2 separate regions of the Homo sapiens genome follow, and region 2 is linked to region 1. Evidence: read pairs that join two places in POLR2A ChIA-PET (ENCODE). Cell type or tissue: HepG2. All regions are shown on one strand. Each heading gives the region's core, and the rest is flanking DNA. Links, peaks and the distances in the headings are about the cores only.

Evidence for each region. Peaks named below come from ENCODE experiments on the same cell type or tissue, not always from the same donor. Only the 100,000 strongest peaks of a DNase experiment are listed, where the experiment ranks them.
Region 2: POLR2A ChIA-PET joins it to region 1 with 6 read pairs; 2 of 35 experiments call an interaction of 5 or more read pairs at or near these places.

The regions. Positions count from the first base shown.
Region 1 is chr6:167,213,483-167,218,854 of GRCh38, reverse strand. No RefSeq gene overlaps it. Among named protein-coding and RNA genes, the nearest start is that of HPAT5, 12 kb to the left of the region's middle. RefSeq lists a silencer at 2,120-2,414. In HepG2, for the core only: no CTCF peak of the experiment used is centred there; DNase peaks (open chromatin) are centred at 2,224, 2,874 and 3,234.
Region 2 is chr6:167,266,667-167,272,038 of GRCh38, reverse strand. It overlaps a transcript of UNC93A not described here. Among named protein-coding and RNA genes, the nearest start is that of UNC93A, 22 kb to the left of the region's middle. RefSeq lists an enhancer at 3,190-4,389. In HepG2, for the core only: no CTCF peak of the experiment used is centred there; DNase peaks (open chromatin) are centred at 3,078 and 4,625; H3K4me3 peaks cover 704 bases.

The sequences.
Region 1 (5,372 bases), core at 306-5,305:
AAAGTAGCCAAGAACTCGTTCTATTCCCTATAGATACCTTCTTCATCTTTATGCAGATAAAATGGTATAAGATACGTTCGAATTTATTTGGTGTTGCTTTTATTAACAAAGATTTCAGATGTAAATGTCAAGAAAATTGATATTAATTTGCTTACATGAGTACATTCCTTAAAAAAGCAAACCATTGAGTAGACTTCCCTTATATTAATCTTTGACTTTTTAGCCGGAAGTTTGGTGATTTACAAGGTGATTCTACAGCATGAAGAACACATGGCGCCTGTGGTGAACTCAGCCGTAGCAAAACGGTGCCATCTAGTGGCTGGTGAAGTCTCGGTTTTCCGGAACACGCGTGCTCTGAGCTTTGTATCACCCAGGGCATCTGTCATTTTAACGTCCAATGAGTGACCTGCAGATTCGAGCAGATCTACAGAACCACTTCTTTTCTCAAGCTGATAGAGCCCAGATGTTAATTTTAAGGACTGAAGTGGCTATTGACACCTTTTAAATCCTTTACACGTACCCCTCTTTGGCCTTTGGCAGGTCAGCCCTGGGCCGGGCCATGGCTCCAGTGCACACACAGAGCTCATAATGCCAAAACCAGCTCTGAGAGCCAAGCCAGCTCTGGGTTTCTAGAGGTTGCACTCTCTTCCCTCAGGCAACTCCACGTCTGCAGGAATGTGTAGGCTGCGGGAAGGCAGCCTCAGGGGTCGGGTAAGATAAGAGTGTCCCTTTGCTTATGATGAGACCACTGGGGGACCTGCCCTGTGGTCTCATCCTAAGACCTGCCCTGGTCACAGGAACACTGGGGGATGCTGGGAACTATCTCCTCTAAGAGTAGCATTTTATTCTGCTACAGAGAAAAGGCAGAGAGTGAAATATACTGGTCATTTTTTAAAAATCCCTTTGAACATAGATTAAAAGGAGGAACTGGGAGGAAGGGGGAGAAAAAGCAGACGTAACTGAAGCCATGGTTTCAGAAATTCAATCCCAGTAGAAGTGCTGGAGGGACAGGGAGGGTGTGGCTGGGAAGGATGGAAACAGACCAGGTTTATTTGTGCACAAAGGGAAGCTCCTTAGAAGGCACAGGCTGGTGAAGGGGAGGGGAAGAGCAGCCTCTGGAAACAGCCCCCAGAGCCAGAGAGCGAGTCCTAGAGGATGGGGCTGGTGAGTTGAAGCAACCAAGGGAGAAAGACCAGCAGACAGTGCAATAAAACATCAGGAAGGTCCTCTAATATCAAAATACAGGTCATCCGTGGGAACTAATGAGAGGCCAGAACTGAAGTAAACTAAAGTGTTGCCAAAAAATAAAAATAAGGTCCAAGTTGATTGATCGATAACACGGTTAGTATGAAGAAGTCCACGTTATGCTAATTTCTTTACGTATTATTCCAATTTGTATTGTCTCTGAAAGTCAAAATATCATCTTAGTCAATTAACATTTATTGAGGATAACATTTATTGGTGAAGTTGAACCATATATGTATCTTGAAGTTAACATTTTTGCCATATATCAGGTGCTGGTGCCAGGCTCTGCTGAGCTCTGAGGTGCTTTGTGCTGGCTGGCCATGTTTTCCACAAGGAGATGCATGAAAGGGTTTTGGAGGAAGGTCATTAGGGAGAGAAGGAAGCTGGGGCAGTGTGTGTGGCCGCTTGCCGGAGGGTGTGCGTACTGGGTGGTGTTGAAAATGACACAGATGAGGACTTAGGGTAGGAACCCTGAATTTCCCAAAAACCCCATCTAAGGCCCCGAGGGGTGTCAGAGGCCCAAAGAGGCAAGACTGCGTGTCTAAGAGATGCTGATGAGGTGAGATGAAGTGTCCTCTCGGAGGTGAGCATGGCTCACATGAGACCCTCTTCCCTTCAGGAGAGACTTCACCATTCTGCCTTTATCTGGCAAACACTCGGGGCTTAGAAAATGGAAAAAGCAAACCCACAAACGAACTACAGGCCAATGTTTCTGAGATGACAGACCTGGCTGCTGTCCCTGCACTGAGGATAAAGAGCACACGTGACCTCATAGATCGTGGACTGAACACTCCAGGCACTTCCTTTCTTGTCTTCCTGGTGGGTTGCGTATCCACAGGACAGCTGAAAATCACCTTTGAACAAACCCACACTGTTGGATTTAAGGAGCCGTGTTTCACAGTCCTTTCTGCTGCCCCAGTAATGCAGGTGGACCTAGTGAAGCTCTTCACCAAAATGTGTGTGTACTTGGCCCAGCGCCACACTCTGGCTCGTCGGGATCAAGGCCTGGAGGCTGGAAGGGGTAGACTGGACCCGAGGCCAGGCCGGGGCATTGCTTAACAGAACAAATACTGATTTAATGGAGGGGAGACAAACAGCAACTCACTTTGGTGTTCTTGGCAGTGCAGAATTATAACCTAGTGGCATGTCACGTCGCTGCTGGACTCTTAGCTACGTTACCAATAAGCATCAAACAGCATTTGTTTAAACTGTCCCCTGGATGTGTGGCAGAGCCGGTGTTTCACTGAGCTCCCCAAATGCACATCCCATTACCAGAAGTGCACCATGACTTATCTGAACTTACATGAATTTTAAAATGTATTTACACATTAAATGAAAAGGAGAACACTGGGACAAATATCCCCACAATATTCCATACGATAACTCTCCAAATGCTCCCAATGAATGTGATCATTCATATTTGGTTTTTGTTCTTCGTGAGCTATGTAAATAGTGGACTCAACTCTCCTTTTCCTTATATGGACACATGATACTCTCAGGGAAAGCCTTGTTGAATTGTGCAAACAAAGTTACCTAAGGTCAAACAAAGAGTATCAACGTCCAAGTCCGGTGAATGACTGGAATAAAGACTCCCTTTAATAAGGGATGCTAATTTAAATTGAAACTATTTCTGTCTTTCTGTACAGGAAAAAGTAATTTTTTTCAAAAATAAATCAAATTAGCTTGGCATGATGGCTCACGCCTGTAATCCCAGCACTTTGTGGGGCCAAGGTGGCGGATCACTTGAGCTCAGGAGTTCGAGGCCAGCCAGGCCAACATGGTGAAACCCCATCTCTCCTAAAAATATAAAAATTAGCCAGGCGTGGTGGCACATGCCTGTAGTCCCACTACTCAAGAGGCTGAGGCTGGAGGATCACTTGAACCCGGGAGGCAGAGGTTGCAGTGAGCTGAGATCACGTCATTGCACTGCAGCCTGGGCGACAGAGCAAGACTGTCTCAAAAAAAAAATGTTGGGGAAAATATTTTCACATACTTGAGAAGCTCCTGGGGACTTTGTACTCGCAATCGTCATGCGTGAGTGGCATTTTAGTACTGCGTTCCTGCACTCCTGGCAGGCTGGCTCTCCATGCAGCACAGCACACACACAAGGTCTCTGTTCTCTATTTTTTGAAAAAGCTGGAAATTTTATGTAGCTTTGGCTACATCTCAAGAGCAGCTCTCTTCATTTTTGTTTTTCTAAATAGCAAGTTAGATTTCTAATTTTATTCTCCCCAAATGTGTGCTTTCTTTTAAGAAAATATGTGGGATGTAATCCCAGCACTTTGAGAGGCCGAGGCAGGTGGATCTCCTGAGGTCAGGAGTTCAAGACCAGCCTGGCCAACATGGCGAAACCCCATCTCTACTAAAAATACAAAAAATTAGCCAAGTGTGGTGGCAGGCACCTGTAATCTGAGCTACTCCAGAAGCCGAGGAACAAGAATTGCTTGAACCCGGGAGGCAGAGGTTGCAATGAGCCAAGATCGTGCCACTACACTCCAGCCTGGGCGAGAGAGCAAGAATTTGTCTCACCAAAAAAAAAAAAAAAAAAAAAAAAAGAAAAAGAAAAAGTGTAGGCCAGGCACGGTGGCTCACGCCTGTAATCCCAGCACTTTGGGAGGCCAAGGCAGGCATATCACCTGAGGTCGGGAGTTTAAGACCAGCCTGACCAACATGGAGAAACTCCGTCTCTACTAAAAATACAAAATTAGCCATATGTGGTGGCGCATGCCTGTAATCCCAGCTACTCAGGAGGCTGAGGCAGGAGAGTCACTTGAACCCCAGAAGCAGAGGTTGCAGTGAGCTGAGATCGCGCCATTGCACTCCAGCCTGGGCAACAAGAGTGAAACTCCATCTCAAAAAAAAGAAAAAGAAAAAGAAAAAGAAAATATGTGGGACACGTACTTTCCTAATTAACGACACTGAATAAAACCCAGTGCACTTTGTCCTCACCTTTCAGTCATCACTGCTCAATTTAAAGACTGATCATTACAGTCTCCCACATAGAAGCAGGTCAGAGGACTTCACCATTCAAGCCCCTCCTTCCTGGGGCAGAATTGAGGAAGCCCGGGCCCGGGTCACTGTCCCACTGGGCTCCAGCCATCCCCCGGCCTCTCAAGGGGAGATCTGTGCCAGGCACTCCTCTCTGCTTATTCCCTCGGACAGCTAACGAAAGATGGGTGCAGTTGCCATGGCAACCCTTCCCCGCCAATGCGCTGCCGTGAAGATACAGAATGTCTAGTCTAAAAATACTCTTTTGCCCTGACTTCTCTTCAATGCCCCATTCACTTAACTGTCTTCTTTGACCAAACAACATCGTTGGGCTTCTCATCCACATCCCAGTGTTTGAGGACGGGAGCAGCATCCTGGTCTCTTTAACCCTGGGCCACCTGGGAAGAGGAGGCAGACAGGCCAGGCTGAGAGCAATGCTTTGTCTTTTTAAATACAGCTTTTATTTTGAAATAGTTTTAGATTTACAAAAAAGTTGCAAATGTAGTACAGAGAGTCCCCTTGAAAGGTACCAACCTATAGATCCAACGCATTTACCCCGTAGGCCCTGTGCCAGCTTCCCCAAATGCTGAGCATCTCACAGAGCCACGGCACATTCGAACAGCTAGGAAGTAACGCTGCCATGTGACAGTTAGTCGGGGGACAGCCTTTATTTGGGTTCCTCCAGGCTTCCCACGAGGTTCTTTTTTCTGTGCCAGGATCCTGTCCTGGATTCCCTGTTGGACTCAGTCATCGGATCTTCTGGCTGCTCTGTGACAGCTTTTCATTTTCCTTGTTTTTCATGACCTGGACTCTTTTGAAGAGCACCGTAGTCTGTAGACTGTTCCTTAATTTTGGTTTGTTTGCTGTTTTCTCATGATTAGGCTGGGGCTGTGGGTTTGCGGAGGACAGCTCCCTGGTGAGGCGCTTTCTTGTCCCGTCATATGGGGGATACAGGACAGGGACAGGCCTCCTCACCAGCGATGTTAACCTTGATCCCGTTGGCTCCGTGGTGCCGGCCACATCTCTCCACTGCAAACCCACTGCCTTCCCTTTCCACACGCGGTTCTGCGGGAGCGAGTGCCCAGGGAGCCAGCAGTCAAGAAGACAGCAGCTAATCTCCACCCTGAGGAATGTCTATG
Region 2 (5,372 bases), core at 59-5,058, 53 kb before region 1:
CCTGTCTCTACCAGGAAGGACAGAAGCCAATCACTGGGGCAAGTCTAGGCCTTATCAGCCTGGAGACAGCACTGGAGGAATCTACTCAGCAAACTTGACTACTAGGAACTAGCCCTTATCCTCCATTCATTTCCCATGTGTTTAGCTGGCTGCAGTTTGCTGCCCTAGAAGCCCAAAGGTCTTTTCCTTTGTCTTGTCACTCCTCTAAAATTTGTCATTATTTTGTTTAGAAGCTCTATCAGCCCAAGTTCTAATAAACCCTTGGAGTGACTCATGGCTGAGTGCTCCCATGTGTGTGCATGATGAGCATGTTAATAACCTTGTTTGTTTCTATTTTGTCAACCTGTCTTTTGCCATTCTAATTTATAGGACCTCAGCCAGAGAACCTAGGATGGGTAGAAGGAAAAGGAAACTTTTCCTCCCATATGTGTGTCCCACTTATGATAGATAAGTGGGGGCTGACGAGCCTGTAAACCAAAAATACAACTGCCCTGAGAGGCCACGCCACCTCCTTGAATCAGAAGTTTACAGACAGAAGGCAGGAAACAGAGGCAGCCACGGAGCCCATCCCACATCTCACCTGTGCTGTTTCCTGAATGGCCCTTTCATTAATCCTGGAGATGATGGCACGGAAGGGCAGGCAGAGGGCTGCAGCCTGGCTCCTTTCCTTCAGTCCTCCTGATGAGGTTCTCGCTCTTTCTTAACTCTGGCCCTCAGCAGAAGCACCTGGAGACCTTGCTAAACTCTGCACAGCTGAGCCCCGCCCAGAATTGCAATTCCCTCCCTTGCTGCCTAATGACTCCCAGGTGCTTTCCTTCAGGCCTCCTGTTGAGGTTCTCTGTCTTAAGCTCTGTCTTAACTCTGGCCCTCAGCAGAAGCACCTGGAGACCTTGCTAAAATCTGCACAGCTGAGCCCCGCCCAGAATCGCAATTCCCTCCCTTGCTGCCTAATGACTCCCAGGTGCCGCGACGCTGCCAGCCAGGGGAACACACTGCGGGAACCCATGCCTGGCACAATCCTTCCCATCCAGGCCTCCGCCCACGTGGCAGCCCATCCCTGCAACACCTGTATCTTCCTGGACAACTGAATTCAAATGCCCCTTTGTGTTAGTTTCTTGAGGTCGCCACAACAGGAACTTCTTGTCCCCCAGCCTGGAGGCCGGGAGTCTGCACCCACGGTGTCAGCCGGGCCAGGCTCCCTCTGCAGACTCCACAGCGGGAGGGCGCCAATGCCTTGCTCTTAGCTCTGGTGTTCGGGGAAACCCTCGTTTGTAGACGCGTCACCCCAACCTCTGCCTTCGTCCTCAAGTGGTCACCTTCTCCCCGTGCTCCCCTCTCCTCCCATGAGGACATTGGTCACATGGAACTCGAGGCTCACCCTGCTCTAGTTGACCCCAGCTCAACTTGATCAGTTCTGCAAGTGAGGGCTCGTTCACAGGCACCAGGTTAGGGCTTCAACATACCTTTCCGGGGGATGCAACTCAACCCACAACCCTTTCTCCTCCGAAGGTCTGTCCATGTCCCCCACACCGGAAGGCTCCCCTTTCCCCTAACCCCCCATGTCCTTCGTGATGGGGCCCTGCTCCCTCATCCCACTGAAAGCTCCCTGACAACAGCACTCATCTTGTTCACCTCTGGGCACCCCACAGCCCTCCGCATTGCACCCTCTGCTCATAGTTAAGGCCAGTTTGTTAAGAGATGGCATCGGTGATTATGACGCCTGGCTGACTTGTGACAAGTTCTGTCTTAAGAACTTAACACAGAGCTTCACAACAGCCATTAACAGGTATGTGCCATCATTATCCCTGTCTTAGACATGAAAAAAGAGAGATGCAAAATGATTAGGTGACTTTGAGAGCCCATGGTCAATAGATGCCACAGCCAGACATGAACACAGATGGATGGGTCCTCCAGAGTGTGCCAGATATAAACGCGGTGGGGTGGGGACTCCGGACCATGTGAACGCCCCCCCCCCACCCCCACCCCCACCCCGTGCAGCCTCTGGGCAGTCCTTTGTTCTGACTTCTCAGCTTTCTACCAGGGCCAGCTGCAGAATTTAGGGGCCCAGGACAAAACACAAATGCAGGACCCCCTGTACAAAAAGCAGGAAAAAGTGCCATTATTGGCCGGGCCCAGTGGCTCACGCCTGTAATCCCAGCACTTTGGGAGACCGAGGCAGGTGGATCACGAGGTCAGGAGATAGAGACCATCCTGGCCAACACGGTGAAACCCTGTCTCTACTAAAAACACACACACACACAAAAAAAAGCCAGGCGTGGTGGTGGGCGCCTGTAGTCCCAGCTACTGGGAAGGCTGAGGCAGGAGAATGGTGTGAACCCAGGAGGCGGAGCTGGCAGTGAGCCGAGATTGTGCCACTGCACTCTAGCCTGGGCGACAGAGCAAGACTCTGTCTCAAAAATAAATAAATAAATAAAAATTTTTTAAAAAGTGCCATTATGGTAGTAAAATATAAAGCTTTTTCCTTCCCTCTGCAGTCTCTTTCCCTTCTTTTCATTGGGTTCCTTTATTTGCCACATTGTCATTCTAAGAAGGAAAATTAAAAATTATTAGTCAACTTATTTTGTGCAATGCCAATTTCAAATGCAAATATAGGACCATTTATCTCATTTGCAAAATCACCAAAATTTCTCAATTTGCAGTTCGTAGCTTGTACATGTTTTCTTCTTATCAGAACAGTGAGGCACTACACAAAACTCCCTCAACTGTATCCACTACAGCTCCTGATCCAAGACTGGGTCTCTGGGCGTCGCTCACCGTGGTTCCCTCAGCACAGAGCCATGATGTTCTGGCCAGCACGGGCGCCTCACTCGCCCATGCAAGCCCTGCACAGCCTGCCTGTTCCGCCGGTCTCCAGCCACGCTCATCTCGCTGGGTTTTCCCAGCCTGCTCACCTCTCAGCCTCGCTACGGCTGCCCACACATTCCTCTCTCAGTCACACATTGGGGCCCCTCCAGCTGCTTCGTCCTGGTCCCAGTGGGCCACCAGGTAAAAGTGTCACACTTGTAAATGTTCAATTGATGCAAATTCACATTTAAAGTTTGTTTACTCTGTCCCTGCACAAAAGCTTTATTTTAAAGTTACACGATTAGACAGAAGTGGACCTTTGTCCTGGCTGAGGCCCTCCCATGGGTACCCACCCCCTGAATGGCTGATGCAAGACGGCAACAGTGTTGACTGAAACCAGGCAGTTTCAGGCCACAGCCAACTGGGGACACAGCAATGAGTGATGAACGGTCGGGGTCCTCTATGCCGCGCCATGAAACCTGAACTAACCAGACAAGTTTATCCAGAGCTGGACACGACCCTTTGGGGGCCATGCAGCTTTATTATTATTATTACCATTATTATTATTATTATTACTATTTTGTAGAAATAGGTCCTCACTATGCTGCCTAGGCCAGTCTCCAACTCCTGAGCTAAAGTGAGCCTCACTCCTTGGCCTCCCAAAGTGCTGGATTGACAGGCAGGAACCACTGTGCCCAGCCCCCACACACATTTTTTAGTCATCACTGTTGGGGTTTGGTCCTGGGTGTGTTGCTGGGCCTGACGGGAAGTTCCTCAACAGGTTCCTGATGTGAAACCCCGTGTTTCTCCCCTGAAAGGGGGCATCCAGTTTCTGTGTTGCTCTAATCTCTGAGACAGACCTCTGCGTTTCTTCCCTTCTGCTATCACCTTGTTGAAGAGGGTCCTGCTCTGAGGGCTGCCAGAGGTGCCTGGGCCTGCGGAGATGCTTTTTCTTGGAAGCAAAGGCTGTGTGCAGCCATTCTGGCCACCGTCCCTGGTAGGAGTCCTCCCCATGCTTCTGGGAGCCGGGGCCACTGCTTGCCTCTGACTGAACACGCACTGGCAGAGGCCTAGAATGATGAGCTCTTACAGTGTGACTGCAGTCCGGGTCCAGCCAGGGAAAAGCTTCATCCTAATTATGACTGTGGGACTCAGGCATGTCTGTTGTTAGGTGGAGGCTTGATCGACAGGCTCAGCCGCCCTGGTGTTCTGACTCTTGTTCCACTCACTGCACAAAATGAAGCTGGCGGAATATTGCTACAAAAGAATGATCGTGGCAGGAGGCGGGGTAGAGCAATGTCAGGTCACGGTGCGTCTTGCACCGAAATATTAAGGCAGTTGTAATGATCTTTGTCTCACAGAAATGAACAGAGTGATGAAGGAGGCTCAGAGAAAGGCAGCTGAGAAGAGCAACAAGGTAGAAAGGCTGACTTAAAGTAGAGAAATAAAAATTCATCCAGCACCTCCCAAGGTCGGACATTGGTCAAGACACGCCCAAATAGTTCAGGTCATTTAACTTTGCTCAAATTCCTCAAGGCAGTTATCACGACTCCTCCTGCTTTAGAGGTGAGAATGCCAAGGCTCCTGAGGGCTGAGTAAGGAGCCCTGGTTTGTTTGAGTGCAGGTAACACAACAGGTGTTAAAGCCCAATCTTCAGGGTCTTAATCCAACAGAAGTTAACTTTCGCTTAACTTCCCATCCTGTCCGCATAAAAGGGCTTCAAGTCCTCAGAAGGTTCTGGATTCAGCCTGCATGGAACAAAGGGCCCCTCTGCTCATTTCCATTGCTGAGCCTGACAGGAGAGGCTGGGATCGGAGTTCACCTTGAACCTAGGGTGGAAGGGAAGTGCATTTTGTGAACACATAGCACCCAGGCCAGGCACCCAAAGCCACACAGCTGCAACAGCAGCCTACAGTCCGACGCGGGTCAGGCAACGGAGTCCAAGCTCACGTGTTCTCTGACTTGAGTTTTCTGAACCTCAGAGTCCTCTCCTATAGAATGGAGAAAACGTCTCCTTCACAGGATTGCTGCGAGGATGAGCAGAGAAAATGCCTGCAGAGGACATTCCTGGATGCTTAGTTATGGACAGGGCACCAGGAGAAAGGGTGATGCTGGAGTCTCTCTTTAGTTCTTAGGGATCATCAACAAAGAGGGTGTCTCCTGAATCAAAGATCACAGCAGAGTGTGTCCGAGAGGCCGCCTCTCACCTCCCTCCCTGGCCTCGCACACGCAGTCGGGACTGGACTTCTGATGGCAATTCAGTGACGCACAATCGAAAACCAGCAGCGCGGAACAGGAGATGGGAGCAAACTAAGCTACCGTTTCACTAACTTCACAGAGGAGCCTGACACAGAAAAATGTATACATTGTTTGCCTTAAAGTGAACAATAGGGAATAGCTATCGTATCTTCAAAGCAGCTTTCCAAGATCAAATCCGTCGCATCCGGAATGCGTTTCTTTGACCTTGGAACCTCCAGGAGTGGCCAGGCTCCCCCACAGATCACACGCAGCATTGCCTAGAAGCCGGTAGCTCTCCCGTAGGACGCTGGGAAGCAGCCAGCTGTTCA